3 separate regions of the Homo sapiens genome follow, and regions 2 and 3 are each linked to region 1. The links are chromatin contacts, found by Hi-C or POLR2A ChIA-PET in ENCODE. All regions are on one chromosome and are shown on one strand. The core of a region is the stretch at or near the end of the contact, and the rest is flanking DNA. Distances in the headings are between cores, read along the strand shown.

What was found. A loop is a pair of places that touch in the nucleus more often than their neighbours do. ChIA-PET counts read pairs that join two places held with the same protein, here RNA polymerase II (POLR2A). Pooled maps may share reads with other maps.
Region 2: a pooled map shows a loop between it and region 1 (2.2-fold over the local background). The contact joins two enhancer-like sites. A Hi-C loop is called at or near these places in 1 of 168 maps with a recorded cell type or tissue (mammary epithelial cell) and 3 of 50 pooled maps. POLR2A ChIA-PET finds 5 or more read pairs at or near these places in 3 of 52 experiments (AG04450, MCF 10A and RWPE1).
Region 3: a map with no recorded cell type shows a loop between it and region 1 (6-fold over the local background). The contact joins two enhancer-like sites. A Hi-C loop is called at or near these places in 3 of 37 single-sample maps with no recorded cell type and 6 of 50 pooled maps. POLR2A ChIA-PET finds 5 or more read pairs at or near these places in 3 of 52 experiments (A549, OCI-LY7 and activated T-cell).

The regions. Positions count from the first base shown.
Region 1 is chr10:103,769,792-103,774,620 of GRCh38, reverse strand. All of the region lies in intron 2 of SH3PXD2A (SH3 and PX domains 2A), which reads left to right. Among named protein-coding and RNA genes, the nearest start is that of SH3PXD2A-AS1, 25 kb to the right of the region's middle. RefSeq lists an enhancer at 2,309-3,279. Within about 2 kb of position 2,285, at least 33 of the 41 ENCODE cell types and tissues checked have a DNase peak (open chromatin) inside an H3K27ac peak, as active enhancers do; they include mammary epithelial cell, where a contact is called at or near this core.
Region 2 is chr10:103,881,936-103,886,764 of GRCh38, reverse strand. It overlaps STN1 (STN1 subunit of CST complex), which reads left to right. Exons shown (of 10, transcript NM_024928.5): 10 at 3,924-4,829. The coding sequence ends at 4,081. Among named protein-coding and RNA genes, the nearest start is that of SH3PXD2A, 29 kb to the right of the region's middle. Within about 2 kb of position 1,969, at least 2 of the 41 ENCODE cell types and tissues checked have a DNase peak (open chromatin) inside an H3K27ac peak, as active enhancers do; they include mammary epithelial cell, where a contact is called at or near this core.
Region 3 is chr10:103,694,247-103,699,075 of GRCh38, reverse strand. The region is part of intron 5 of SH3PXD2A (SH3 and PX domains 2A); the gene reads left to right. Among named protein-coding and RNA genes, the nearest start is that of SH3PXD2A-AS1, 50 kb to the left of the region's middle. RefSeq lists a cis regulatory region at 2,433-2,443, enhancers at 2,366-2,510, 2,946-3,055, 2,620-3,366 and a silencer at 2,676-2,735. Within about 2 kb of position 2,440, at least 18 of the 41 ENCODE cell types and tissues checked have a DNase peak (open chromatin) inside an H3K27ac peak, as active enhancers do.

The DNA.
Region 1 (4,829 bases), core at 1,036-3,535:
TACAGCATATTAGCCACAATGACAAGTATAAAATGAAACATTACTAAGTGGTCAAAGAAATAAGAAAATATGACCCATAGGTGTAAAAAAGTACTAGAAACTAACACAGAGATGGCCCAGATGTTGAACGACTTTCAAACAGTTAAATAACTAAAGGAAAATATGGATTTAATGATTAAGCAGATAGTAGAGAAATGGAAACTATAAAAAATAGAGTCAAATAGAAATTTTGAAACTTAAAAGTGCCATAATTGAAATGAAAATTTCACTGGATGAGCTTAACCGCTAGTATGGAAATGGCAGAAGGATCACTTAACTTGAATATAGATCATTAGAAATGATCCAATCCGTATAACAGAGAAAACAGAATGAAGAAACACACGCACAGTCCCAGAAACATGTAGTACAATATGCAGTCTTCTGACTTACATGTAACAATAGTCCCAGAAATAGAAGAAAATTATAATGGAGTAGAAACAAAACTTTTTTTTAAATGGCCACAAATTTTCCAAATATTGTGAAAATTATCAACTTACAGATTCAAGAAGCCCTGTGAACTCCCAAAGAGAATAAATATAAAGAAAATGGCTAGGCATGATGGTTCATGCCTGTAATCCCAGCACTTTGGGAGGCCAGGACAGGAGGACCACTTGAGGCCAGGAGTTCAAGATCAGCCAGGGCAACATAGTGAGACCCTGTCTCTAAAAGAAAAAAAGACAATTAACTGGGTGGTGCACACCTGTAATCCCAGCTACTCAGGAGGCTGAAGTGGGAGGATCACTTGAGCCCAGAAAGTCAAGGCTGCAGTGAGCTGGGATTGTGCCACTGCACTCCAGCCTAGGAAACAAAAGCTCGACCCTGTCTCAAAGAAAGAAAAGAAGGCTGGGCACAGTAGCTCACACCTGTAATCCCAGTACTTTGGGAGGCTGAGGCAGGCAGATCACTTGAGCTCAGGAATTCAAGACCAGCCTGACCAACATGGTGAAACCCCGTCTCTACTAAAAATACAAAATATTAGCCGGGCATGGTGGCACACACCTGTAATCCCAGCTACTCAAGAGGCTGAGGCAGAAGAATCGCTTGAACCTGGGAGGAGGGGGTTGCAGTGAGCCGAGATTGCACCACTGCACTGCAGCCTGGGCAACAGAGCGAGACTCCGTCTCAAAAAAAAAAAAAAGAAAGAAAGAAAAGAGAAGAAAAACCACACTTATCATTATTGTCCCTCTCTTCTTCTGTGATGCTCGCTGATGTGTCCCCTGCATGTAACACAGGGGACTGCTTAGTCCTCAGCTAAGTAGAATGAACAAATGAATTCTGAGGTTTCCCGCAATCTTGCATGGTCCCCACAGAGACTGGGTGGCCTTGTCTCTTTTTTTCTCTTTTTTTTTTTTTTTTTGAGACAGAGTTTCACTCTTGACACACAGGCTGGAGTGCAATGGTGAGATCTCAGCTCACTGCAACCCCCGCCTGCCAGGCTCAAGCGATTCACCTGCCTCAGCCTCCTGAGTAGCTGCGATTATAGGCGCCCGCCACCACGCCCAGCTAATTTTTGTATTTTCAGTAGAGATAGGGTTTCACCATGTGGTCAGGTTGGTCTCGAACCCCTGACCTCAGGTGATCCACCCCGCCTTGGCCTTCCAAAGTGCCGGGATTACAGGCGTGAGCCACCGCGCCCGGCTGTCCTTGTCTCTTTTTAAGGGGAATTTCTGGGTCAGGAAAGCCACCAGCTTTTTGTAGTAATGCACCCTTTTTTCTTGAGCTAGATAGAAAGGGCACAAGGATGAAGGTTTGAGGATTGGGGCCTGAAAGCTTGAGTCTCTGGGAGCTCCACCCTCTGGGAGGGGCGAGGAGCCGGCCTCTTGGGTTACAGATGTGCCCCAGCTGGGCTCGCCCGTCCTCCCCTCTCCCCTGCGTGGATTGCTGCGGAGCCCTGCCCTGGGAGAGCTGCCGAATCAGCTTTCTCTGGCTGGAGCCAGCGCGTGGAGCCCAGCTGTCCCCTATCTCTCACACGATCCACCCTTTAGATAAACAGCCTGGCCGCCTCCACACACTGCGAGGTTCTGATGTGGTTGCGAGGGGCTCCATTAGCCAAATGCCTCTCACTCCAGCCAGGACTCTGGCGATGGGCCCTGCTTTTCCTCCAGCCTGAGTCAGGCCCGTGCTGGAGTGACAGGAGAATCTGCTTCCTGCCTGCAAAGGTGGTCCCGGAGAACTCTCTGCTGGGCGGGGCCTTCCTGCCTCACCGCCCCCGCGCCCAGCCTTCTTCCTCCCAGAGGGCGGGGCAGCAGGTTCAGGAGACAGCCCCGCTCAGCCCCGATTGTTTTATCTGTGGAAACTAGCCCTGCAAATTGGGTACTGACCAGGTTAGAGCCCGCTTTGCAGCCTGCCTGGCCCTCTAGGAGGGGTGACATTTGAACTGTCTCTCACCGCCCGCCGATCTGACGTATTGAGGGCCAAGATGCTGAACTGTGCAGCTTTGCAAGTACAAGCCCCACACAGAATGAACTCTTACTTGGTTTGCTCTGGAGTCTGAGCCCAGAGATTTGCTTTCGTTGAAAGCTGACCTGTGGGCAGAAAAGGTGTCCCTGGCAGCTGGTTAGCTGTGCTTCCGTTTTCCGCGGCCAGTGGTCCATGGGGGTGGGGGATGACTGACGGAGAGCAGCTCCGGGGCTCTGCTGGTTTATCCTGGTGGTGGGATTAGGTGACAGGTGTGGCTGGGCTCAGCACCTGAGGTCCTGCCCAGACCTGCTGAATCAGAACTTGCCAAGAGCTGCAGATGCATGTTGAAGGTTGTGAAGCCTGGCTCCTTGATGTGAAGGCTGCAGGGTATGTGTGTGTCTGTGTGTGTGTGTGTGTGTGTGTGTGTGTGTGTGTGTGTGTGTTGTTTTGACGGAGTCTCGCTCTGTTGCCCAGGCTGGAGTGCAGTGGCACGATCTTGGCTCACAGCAGCTTCCGCCTCCGAGGTTCAAGCGATTCTCCTGCCTCAGCTGGGACTACAGATGTGCACCACCATGCCCACCTAATTTTTGTACTTTTTTTTAGTAGAGATGGGGTTTCGCAGGCTGGTCTGTGAACTCCTAGCCTCAAGCAGTCCTCCTGCCTTGTCCTCCCAAAGTGCTGGGATTATAGGCGTGAGCTACTGCGCCTGGCCATGAGGCTACAGTTTAACTTATTTCTAGCACCTAAGGCAGAGCCTGACATGGAGAAGGCATACAGAAACGGTTCTTGGGGGAAAGGAATGAATGCATGAGTCCTGCCTGCCCCTGCCCACTCCCCACAGCATCACATTCCCTCTGCACTGTGAGAATCTCAGACTCTTAGGTCTGAAAGAGATGGAGGAGTCGGAGAACATATGCATGTCAGAGCTGGGGAAAAAATGTCAAGTTTTGGTAGCCTAACTCCCTTAAGCCCCAGAGAGATATAGCACCTTGGGTGAGGTCTCACCACTTGTGGTGGAATAGCGGGTCACCTTGTTTCAGGAGACAGGTGGTTGAGATAAGGACAAAGCGTTCCATACCTGGGCGCGTGTTGCTGGGCCCACCTCTCTCCTCAGACATCTCTGTACCTCTTCATCAGAAACCTATGGAGTCATTTCTCAGAGGCCCCAATGACATGTTAGTTATCCATTTATGAATTCTCATTCTTCTTATGGAAAAGATTTAAGGTACTTATAAATATGCATAGAATACAACAAGATAAAAAGTAAAAAGAAATGCATTGTTATTAAGGAAGTGTGCGTAGACATGTGAACAAGGGGATTCACGACAGTGCTATATATAGTAGTGAGAAGTCAGAAACAACCTAAATATCCAACAGTAGGGGAGTGGGTAAATACACTATGGCAGCAATATCCCACCACCAGGATAAGCCAGCAGAGCCCCGGAGCTGGTCCCCCTGTCAGTCATCCCCCACCCCCATGGACCACTGGCCACGGAAAATGGAAGCACAGCTAACCAGCTGCCAGGGACACCTTTTCTGCCCACAGGTCAGCTTTCAACGAAAGCAAATCTCTGAGCTCAGACTCCAGAGCAAACCAAGTAAGAGTTCATTCTGTGTGGCACTTGTAGCTGGCAATATCCAGACATTGAAATTCTGTGTCCTGATTGAGAATGCTGACGTGTCCTGGGCACAGTGGCTCACACCTGTAATGTCAGTGCTTTGGGAGGCCAAGGTAGGAGGATCGCTTGAAGCCAGGATCTTGAGACTAGCCTCACAGTGAGATCCCATCTCTACAAAAAAGTTTTTAAACTAGCTGGGCATTGTGGCACACACCTGGTCCTAATTACACCAGAGGCTGAAGTGGGAGGATCACTTGAGCCCAGGAGTTTGAGGCTGCAGCAAGCTGTGATTGCACACTGTACTCCAGCCTGGGCAACAGAGTGAGACCTGGTCTCTTAAGAAAAAAGAACATTGATATGAAAGTATTCATTGACATGGAAAAATGTTCATTATATAGTGTGAAAGTATTGATGGGTTCATTTTATTTACATGGATGGAAGAATGCCTAGCAAAGATAGATATCCCAAAATATTAATGTCAGGGAGAGAGATTATGAGTGATTCTTAGTTTCTTTTTGACCACCCACTGCTATAACTTCTAGTTTTTTCCCTTAGCGAACATGAATTCCTTATGTCGTAGTGTAATATAGAAATGAAATCTACAAAAACAGAATATGGGTGAGGAAAATGGGAAAAGGAGAAAATAGGAGTCCTAATCTGTATAGAATTTATTTGAAAATGTATTAATTTTTAAAATCCTTTGCTGAGCATTAAGGTATAGGAAAGAAAAAAAAATCCTGTTTAGAGTGTTATGGCCCAGTTGCTGTTTTT
Region 2 (4,829 bases), core at 720-3,219, 110 kb before region 1:
AATGAATTGGCATTTAGAAAGTTAGAAGAGTACTCAGTGCATAATTATGATCCAAAAAGTATTAAATAAAAATGAAGTTCTCTTTCCTAATGGCACAAGTGGTAACCCCTAATTCTCTAGCCTGCAGGCCTGAAGGCTCACCCTCTACTTGGTTTAATATTGATCTGGAAGGAGGCAGTTTCAGATAGAATCTGTATGTGGATTTTGCTGTATTATTGTTGGAGTAAAGTTGACAAAATCTGGATTTTGGCTTTCAGTATGGGTACAACAATGGCAAATTATCCAAAAGAGCTCTATGTTGAACATGTCTTTTTATCTCTAACTTTTTACTCTGAAAATATTCCAATTTATCAAAAAAAAAAAAATTAAAAGACTGGTACAATAAACACCGATATACCCTTCACCTAGATTGACTAAAAACTTCAGTTTGTATTTGCTAAGCATGCAGAAATTCTCCTATTTGATCACCAAATCATTTCACACCGAAGAAAATTAACATTTGATGAGTTCCAAAATGGCAGCCTTTCACTAAATGTTACTTTATACCATTAGCTTTTCAAAAATCTCCCATGTATTTAGCTCAGGTTCATTTTTTACTATCCCAGAGCTGGAGAGAACTGCTGCTTTTGGTAGAAACTGAGTACCATATAACACTACTTATACTGGAGGATTTTTTTTTTAAACTTAAGACAAACTTTTAAAAAAGACTTAAAGAAGTTTAACCTTTTGTAGTTATAGTAGTAGGTTATATCTGAAATGTATCTTTATGTCATTTGGGTCTCTAGAACATTAGCCTTTGTGGTTTCTGGTGGAGGTATGATGGGGTATAGTATGAATCAGGCTACATGTGAAAGTTCTTGGGAAAATATAAGGCGCAGTTATCACCGCTCATAGTGATCCGTCATAAGATAACTATGTCTGCCAGGCAAACACTTTTCAGAAAAGTCTGCTTCGGCTTGTGGGTTTGTTCCAGAAGAGTCGAATTATGTAATTGTACTAACCCCTGGGGAGCTCCTTGCTGGCCTTTCCTACTTTTACTGTTTTATAATAATTTCTCACTTAGAGAAGAATCTAAGGCCAGGCACAGTGGCTCACTCCCATAATCCCAATGCTTGGGAGGATTGCTTAGGCCAGGAGTTCGAGACCAGCCTGGGCAACATAGCAAGACCCTGTCTCTACAAAAAATAAAAATTAAAAATAGAGAGGAGTCTAAGTTCACATTACCGAAGTGACTGGAGATCACTTTTGAACAGCCTCACCAGATAACCCTCAGCAGAACAGCCTTTCTGACTAAATAGTTGAAGGCCTCTGAGACAGTCAGCATCACTGCTTTGGGCCCCATGGATGCCTGTAAGTCACCTTGAGCCCTGGGTCCAAGCATCCAGGCCTTGCAGAAACTAAAAGCTGAGCAGCACTAAATTCCCTCTGCTCCTCCCTACCGTGTGCAGGTCTGTGTGGTTGGAGCCCCTCACCCTCCATCATCAAACCTATCCTTGCTTGCTGGTCAGCTCTTCCTCCTTGAGAGGCTTTTCTTCTTGGGAAGGGATGAAGCTTTTCTAGAGCAGGAACTAAGTTACATTCATCTTCTTGGATTACGGATATGATGAACCAAATCATAGTAGTTCCCCCTGGTCTCTCATCCACACAGCCACCCTGAGAAGGAAGTGGTTTTGTTCCCGGGAGTGACTTTGTCCCAGTTGTAGAGCCAGGGCTTGAATTCTGGTGTGGTGGACTCCAGTGGCAGCTCCAGGTCTGCCAAGCTCTACTTGCTCCTCCTTGCTCAGCAATGCACACATAGTAGGTGTTCAGGAAGTCTATGGAGTGAATGTTGAAGAAACAGCCTGGAAGTATAGATGCCAGCAATCCCAGTTGGAAGGAGTAATGAGTGGACACAGCCACTAGAGGTCAGAATTTAGCAAATTTTTGTTAGCCCAGGAGCAGTCTCTGAACCTTAGGGTTGGAAAGGGCCTTGGAAGTGGTTTTCACCACAGCTGAGAACACTCAGGCCTAGGGATGGCTTGCCCAAAGCTACAGAAGTGCACCAAACCTTGAACCGTGCTTTGCCTCACACCGCAATACCTCTTCGAGCACCTTCCTGAAGCCTAAAGCATTTTTCATCTGTAAACAACTTTCAGTGACTTTGTGGAGCACCTTTTGTGTGCCAGATACTGGGTATACGGCAGAGAGAGACCATGCCTGCGCCTGCCATGGAGTTTTAAACTGTGACAACTGGAGAGGGTTTGCTTTTGGTAAAGAAGTTTGACTTTGACTCAAAGTTAGAAATACATTTTACATCATGACCCAATAAATTATATAATTCTAATGCATAAGATGTATATGAAATTAAGTTTCATGAATTAATATGTATCCAAATTACAATGCAAGATATTCTGTAACGTTCTATTTCTGCTCTCTTTGAGTTTGGTAAGAAAAAGTTGCTGATCGCAACCTACAAAAATTGGTTTCGTTATCCCCTAATAGGCACAACCCCCAGTTTGACTACTGCCGACGACCTAAAAGGAAGGAGCTGAGGCAAAATTAATACAAGCAGAGAGTTGATTTGGGCCAAGTTTCAGGATTGCAGCTGGGGAGCACAGATTCAGGTTTCTCTGAATATACACTCTGATTAGCAGCAGTGATAAGTGGATTTTTTTTTTTTTTTTTTTTTTTTTTTTGAGATGGAGTCTCACTCTGTCACCCAGGTTGGAGTACAGTGGCGCAATCTCGGCTCACTGCAACCTCTGCTTCCTGGGTTCAAGTGATTCTCCTGCCTCAACCTCCCAAGTAGCTAGGATTACAGGTCCATGCCACCACACCTGGCTAATTTTTGTATTTTTAGTAGAGAGGAGGTTTCACCATGTTGGCCAGGCTGGTCTCGAACTCCCAACCTCAGGTGATCCGCCCACCTCGGCCTCCCAAAGTTCTGGGATTATAGGCGTGAGCCACTGCACCTAGCCCATAAGTGGATTTTTAAAAGCCAAAAAGGAGGACAGGGAGTGGGCTGATACAAAGTTGTTTGTCAGGAATTCTCATTGGTTTATAGATAACATTGATTGGTGACTGGCTATACATTGTTAAGCCATAGGGTGTGGATTATAGTGTTCAATTTGGCATTATTAGGCTAATTTATAACTACTTGTGCCAATAGCAAGCAGTTTCCGAGGTGAATATGTAGGAGTAGGGCGTGATTTCCGTTTCATGGTCGTGTCTCTCTGGGCCTGATAATTAAAAGGACTTGCATTCTTCAGATAAAAGTTATTTCATTTTCTCATTACCAACGTTTAAGTCATTGATTTCAACTAGGAAAGAGGTTACTAACTCTGAATTTGTATTGTTGTATACTAGATGGTCTTAGTTTGGGGCAGAGCATAAGAGGTTACTAGGAATACAACCATCACAGATAAGACTTTTGGAAGCCAGGAAGAGAGGAATGAGAACAGGCCAAAGGTAGGAATCCCTTCTCACCAGGCAGCCGCATCAAATCAGGACTTAGGGGGAAGCATACGGAGGCTGCAGCAAACCAGCTCTGCTGTGAGTTTCAAGAGGGCTCCTCCCTGAGAAACTAGAGGTTTGGCACTGAATACGTTACACTTATACATGTAATTACCCCACAGAAAAAAGTTTATCAAGCACTAAAAATCCACTAGGTTACAGATAAAAAAATCTTTGATTGGGAATCCTTGAAGGTTGAAGTTCAGAGTCCCTGAGCAGTGGCTCCATGTCGCCGTGGTGACATCAGGGGCCTGAGAACAGGTGTTTCTGTTTTGTTTTTGTGATCAGGTAGATCATGCATTTCTGACTTTAATGTGCATAAAGATCATCTGGGGATCTGGTCAGAATGCAGATGCCAAGTCAGGTATGGAGAGGACAGAGGAGGGCCTGACAGTTGTGTCCACACTCAGCCACCTACCTTTTTCCTGCAGACATGGAGAAGGGCTGTCACTTCCTGCACATCTTGGCCTGTGCTCGCCTGAGCATCCGCCCGGGCCTGAGCGAGGCTGTGCTGCAGCAAGTTCTGGAGCTCCTGGAGGACCAGAGTGACATTGTCAGCACAATGGAGCACTACTACACAGCGTTCTGAGCAGAGACACGCAGACCAGCTGAGGAGGACAAAGATAAGGTGGCATTCACCCCCAGGCTCTGACTTTCAGCATCATGCAGGGGCTTATCTGTCTGGAGGCAGTTACCTCATAATAAACTATAAAATATAGTCATCTTGGGAATGGGATTTGGCATAAATGTTGTTGGCTCCCTTCTGTCCACTATGTCCTTGGTGTACAATGACTTTGATCTCAGCCATGACACAACAAGAAAACCCTCCCTGTTGAGCTCCTGGCTGGACTGTGCGTTGTTCGCAGAGCAGAATGGGGAGGAAACAGTGTTGGCAGCTTAACTGATGTGTGTGGTTGGAGTCTCTTCCATGGCAAAGGGACACCACAGGGTAGTGAACATTCAGGAACTGAGGGGCATATGGCCTGATCACACAGTTCTAAGCTTTTCAAAACTTCAGGTTATCAGAGACCTTCCTGTGGGCCTCTCTTGCTGGCTAAGAACCGGTTTAGGGGAGTAGTTCTCCCTGGATGAGTGCTTACAGTTTCTGTGGCTCAGTTACCAGCAGTGGGGTTGAGACCTGGGTCGATGCTCTTTACAGGCCTGCCCAGAGATGGGAATAAACAGGGATCCACAGCGTGACTATGTGTTTGTCATTTTCCTTTTATTTCCTTGGGAATCGAAAGGTGTCCCAGTACATTTCCCTGCACTTACAGAGGTGCATGACTAAATACATTGTCCCTCGATGCCCCTGAAGATCACGGAGGCAGTCAGCCAAT
Region 3 (4,829 bases), core at 1,191-3,690, 76 kb after region 1:
CCAGCCAGGATCTGACCAAATCACTCCCCAATTCTGCAAACTTCTGGATTTCACAGCCAGACATCAAAGCCCTGCTCAGCCTTGCCTTTCCTGGCCCGTCCACCCACTACCCTCACTGCCCAGTCCACAACTGTTTGGAGCTGCTTGCTCCTGCTTGTAGAGCTTTCCCCCTGCATCCCTCTATGGATCCAAACCCCCTTGTCCTTTAAGGCCTCCTCCTCCAGGAAGCTACCTGGGATGTTCTGTAGCCCCCAGGACCTCTCTTTTCTCTGCACTGAGTGTAACCCCTCCTGTAATTCTCAGCGTGGATTGTCTGAGAATGTTGGCTTTCTCGTTGGACTTATGTCACATATATCTCTTCTGCCTGCCTGCACAGGCCTTAATGAGGTTGCCTACAGCGAGAGCTTAAAAAGTGCTTTTAGGTTGATAACAGCAGTCAAAATCATTATGTACCTCAAGAGCCCCACGTCACTCCCCTGGCCAAGGTTGCATCTTCTCCAGCCCTCATATTCTAGATAGTGCCCATGTCCCCAGTGACTGCTGGGCTCTGAAGGTCACCCCCAAGTCAGCTGTCTGGCAGCCCAGCCGGCCTCTTGAGCAGTTCCCAGTGGCTGTAGGCCCCGCAGACAGGCATCCTGGGCCCAGCAGCCAATGTCAGCTGGCAGACAGAAGGGTGAGAACATCAGGCTGGAAGTTTGTGTGTGTGTCCTTCTCTGCCAAGGCACTTGCCAGTGGGAGGGAGAGTGGTGAGGGGTGTGGCGGGCAGTGGAGGGTACAACCCTGCAGCATTCAGCAGAACTCCACCTGGCAGGTACTCAGCACCCTTCCACAGAGCCGGCCCAGCCAGGCCCAGCCCCCTTTCCTCTCTCTCCCGTGCCTCAGTGGCTCTTCCTGGCTTCACCTCTCACTCTGGGAACTCTGAACGGCAGGATGGCAATCTCCATTCCCCAGCGAGGGCCTGCTGCCCGCTGCTGGTGTGACCTCTCCTTGTGGCCAAATCCCTAGTGGGCCTCAGCGTGGCCCCTTTGGAGCATTGTGGGTCAGGGCTGTCTGTTTAGCTTCAGGAGCCTGGGCCAGCCACTGAAGCCTCAGACCTCAATCTCCTCATCCATGAAATGGGTGAGCACCTGCTCTGCCTACTTCAGAACACCAAAGAATAAATCCTGGGAGTTTTCAAGGGGAAGGCAGAGTGTGGGGAGCCATGTGTCAAAACAGGGGAACAACACATGTGAATTGTTCAGTGCCTTTCCTGCCCCCACCAGCCTCTCCCTGTGCAGTCTCCAACACCAGCCATTTCACTAGAGCATCCGGGGAGGGAGCACAGCGTGTCTGGCCAAGATAAAATGAAAGGAAAAAAGAAAAACCCTTTCGGGTCTACATTAGCATAAAAATGCAAGCCCTTTACATCTCTTGGTTTTGGGGCTCTGAGAGTTGGCCACTCCTTGGGAGGTTAAATGTGTCCTAATAGAGGGGTCCAGAGGCGTGCGTCCATTCCTGTGGGTCAGGGATGAACACACTTCCTGGTGCTCGGCGCTAGACAGAGACCAGTGGTTGTTCTGGCATTTGCGAAAGCCCAAAACTCTGAAAGTGGGGCTGGAATCACACCTGCCTGGCACTGTCTGCCAGCATCGTGGTGAGGTCCTTAAGGAGAAGCTCCTTTTGTTTCAGGGGCTCTGTAGGACCCAGGTTTAAACAGGTCTTTGCCACCTGTGTAGCAACTGAGGTGGGTCAGATGGGCCCAGGTATGAAAGAATAACAACAAAGACAATTTATAGCAGTTTCTGTGCCGGCCACTGTGCGAAGCCCTTTCTACACACTGTACATTGCATCTTCCCCAAACCCCAGGGGTTTGGTGCTATTATTGTCCTCGTTCTACAGATAGAGAAGTAGAGGCTCAAGAGGCCAAGAAAGTAGATCAAGGGCACCCCCCTGCCCCCACTGCAAGCAGCAGGGATTTGAACTGGAGGCCTCCGTCTCCAGAACCTGCTCATCCAAACATAGCTTGCATCATCCTATGGGGAGGGGCCAAGAGAGGAACCGTATCACCCGGGGATGGGGCGGGGTGGGAGTAGAGGCCCCAGGAGTCCTTGTTTAGATGGGGAGGGATGGAGTGCTGGTTGGAGGAACTCCACCCCTCTTTCCCAGCCAGGCCAGACCTGTGGACCACAGGAGATCACCCATCCCAGTTTGTCCAGTTTGAGCCCTGAAAGTCCCATGTCCCTGTTTTCCTGGGACTGTGGGTCACTGTACCTGTGGTTTGAGTCACCCCTGGACCAGCTGCAGAGAATGAATGGCTGAGTGGTCTGATGGGAGCTGTTTTAGGACACAGCTTGGGAGGCCTTTTCAATTACATTAGCCTCTGGCAACGCTAGAGGGAGATGCTAGCCCCGCCCTTCCTCCCCTCCTCTTCTTCCTGTGGCTCCCTGGCCGATATGATTCAGCAGCAAGTCGGAAGCAGGCTAGACTGTGACCTACCAGGAGTGGAGTCACCGGCAGGGTGGGGGCTGTCAGCACCAGCTCAGGGCAAGACTTGGAGCAAGGACGGAGTGTGGATTGGAGAAGGGGACTGATGGGAAGAGGGGGGGTTCTTGAGTTGTTAGGGAACTGAGCCCCAGCAGAGGGCCCTGCTGTCCTGCCAGACTGGAACTGGTTATAGGGCAGTGGGAAGTGGTCATGGTGTGAAGGGGGATCCCTGCCTTTGCGTCTTGCCCTCGTATGTGAGGGATGGGAGAGTCCCAGCCACTGGATACCTAAACTGCTTATCACCCTATTCAGCAGCTAAAAATATGAAATGGCTTTGCTAAAGGATGCCCAACTGGAAACTTCCAGAAGGTCTCCTATTAGGGCAGCGCCTGCTCGGGCAGGCCAGACACCCTGAAGGATTCAGGATTCCTCTTCGTTCCCACCATTCAGTCACAGCCTGGTGACCCCCACTGCCAGGACCTCAGCCTCCACCCCATTAACCCCATGTGCTGATCAGGCCCTCTGGGCTCTGCCTTCTACTCCTGCATCCACTACTCCAGGAAGGGGTGGTAAGTGGGCATTTGTCTTGAGCCTCAGAGCAAGGCCTGGGTTTTCTGGTCCCCAGTCCTGGTCTCACCCACTCACTATGGCCTTGAGGAAGTTGTCCGGCTTCTCTAAGCTTTGGTCTTCTCACCTGCAAGAGGAGAGCCCACACCCCCTGCAGGGAGGGACCCGGAAGTCCTCGGTGGGGAGGACTCTGAACTCTGGCTGAAGGACAGGCAGGCCAAGAGATATTTTCTAGAGGCTCCTTCAGCACTACAAGCACGTTGTTCTTACTGAGCATAAATGTTTCTTAGGGGTGGCTGGAGGCCTGATGGAGATTATGCAACACTGGAGCAGCCTCAGAATCCCCAGGGGAGTTTGTTGGAGATGCAGACCATGCAGTAGGTTGGGGTGGGGCCCTGCATCTGAATTTTAACCACTTTCTAGATGATTCCATTGAATAGCAGGCTGAGAATCACCAACCAGGGCCTGGCACAAAGGAGGCCCTCCAAGCATGTGAGTTTTGTGTCTTCCCCACTCTTTTTTTTTTTTTTTTCTTTTTGAGACAGAGTCTCACTTGTCACTCAGGCTGGAGTGCAGTGGCACCACCACAGCCCACTGCAGTCTTGACCTCCTGGGCTTCAAGCAATCCTCCCACCTCAGCCTCCCTTGTGGCTGGGAGTACAAGTGCTTGCTACCATGCCTAGCTAATTTATTTTTGGTAGAGATAGGGGGTCTCACTATGTTGCCTAGGCTGGTCTCAAACTCCCTGTCTCATAGGAACAGCCTGGGTAGCCTCAACCTGCTCAGAGCTGGAGAAGGCAGCCATTCCTGTGAGGCAGCCACCCCTGCCTGGGCTACTGGCAGCCAGGGGGATGGTCAGTGGGCCATCAGTCCTGGGCTTCTCCTGCCAGGACCAGCAGGAAAATTGTGGGACAGCAGAGGGTAGCTCCTCAGTGCCCTCACTCCCTGCCCTTCCCCAGTAGCCCTCAGTGAAAAGGCCTGAAAAGCTAATTTCCTCCTTGGGAGTGGAAAGTCTTCTGGGCAGGACACAGCTACGATCTAATACTCTCCTCCTCCTCTCAGGAATTCCCTGCACAGTTGAGCTTTTGGGGGGCACAGCTAGGACTCAGTCTCTGCCCAGTCTTCCTTCTGCAAGGGGGGCAAGCATGCCTTTGTTAAGGCCTTCCCTGGACTGACTGGTGGGAGCCAGGGGAGGGGGCAAATGGAAGCTCTCCCACCTTTCTGTAGTCCCTTTCCAAGGCAACGGTTTCCCAGATTCTCCTCCACACCATCCACGCTGCAGTTTTTATTCCTTCCAGTGGGCTTATAAACCACAGCCCTTCCCCAGATTGGGCAACCTTCGGCAATGGCTGAACCTCTGTTTCCTAATCTATAAAATGGATTAGGATGATAGGACCTTCCTCTTAGTGTGGGTGAGAGGATTGAAGGAGACATGGAATACCAAGGGGGTTCTCAAACAAGATGGGGAAGGAAGGGGAGAGAGTCAGAAATGCAGATTTCCTGGACCTTGCCCCCAGCATTCTGATTAAGTGGGTTCTAAGTTTTGGGAAAGGTCGATGCCTAGGAGAGGGGGAGCTCCCCACTCCTGGCTGTGCAGGCAAATCACCTTGGAGATTAATAAACACTCCAATGTTGGAGGGCACCCCTAGACCTCCTGGATTGGAATCTTGGGGAGCCTCCATGAGGATGACTCTGCTCCTTTCCCTGGGAGCCTGCTGCCTCTTCCTCCAAGAGAACCCCCTTCCACCGCATCCCCCCAAACCCCCAACCCCGCCTTTCCAGTGGCAGACTAGCGGGCT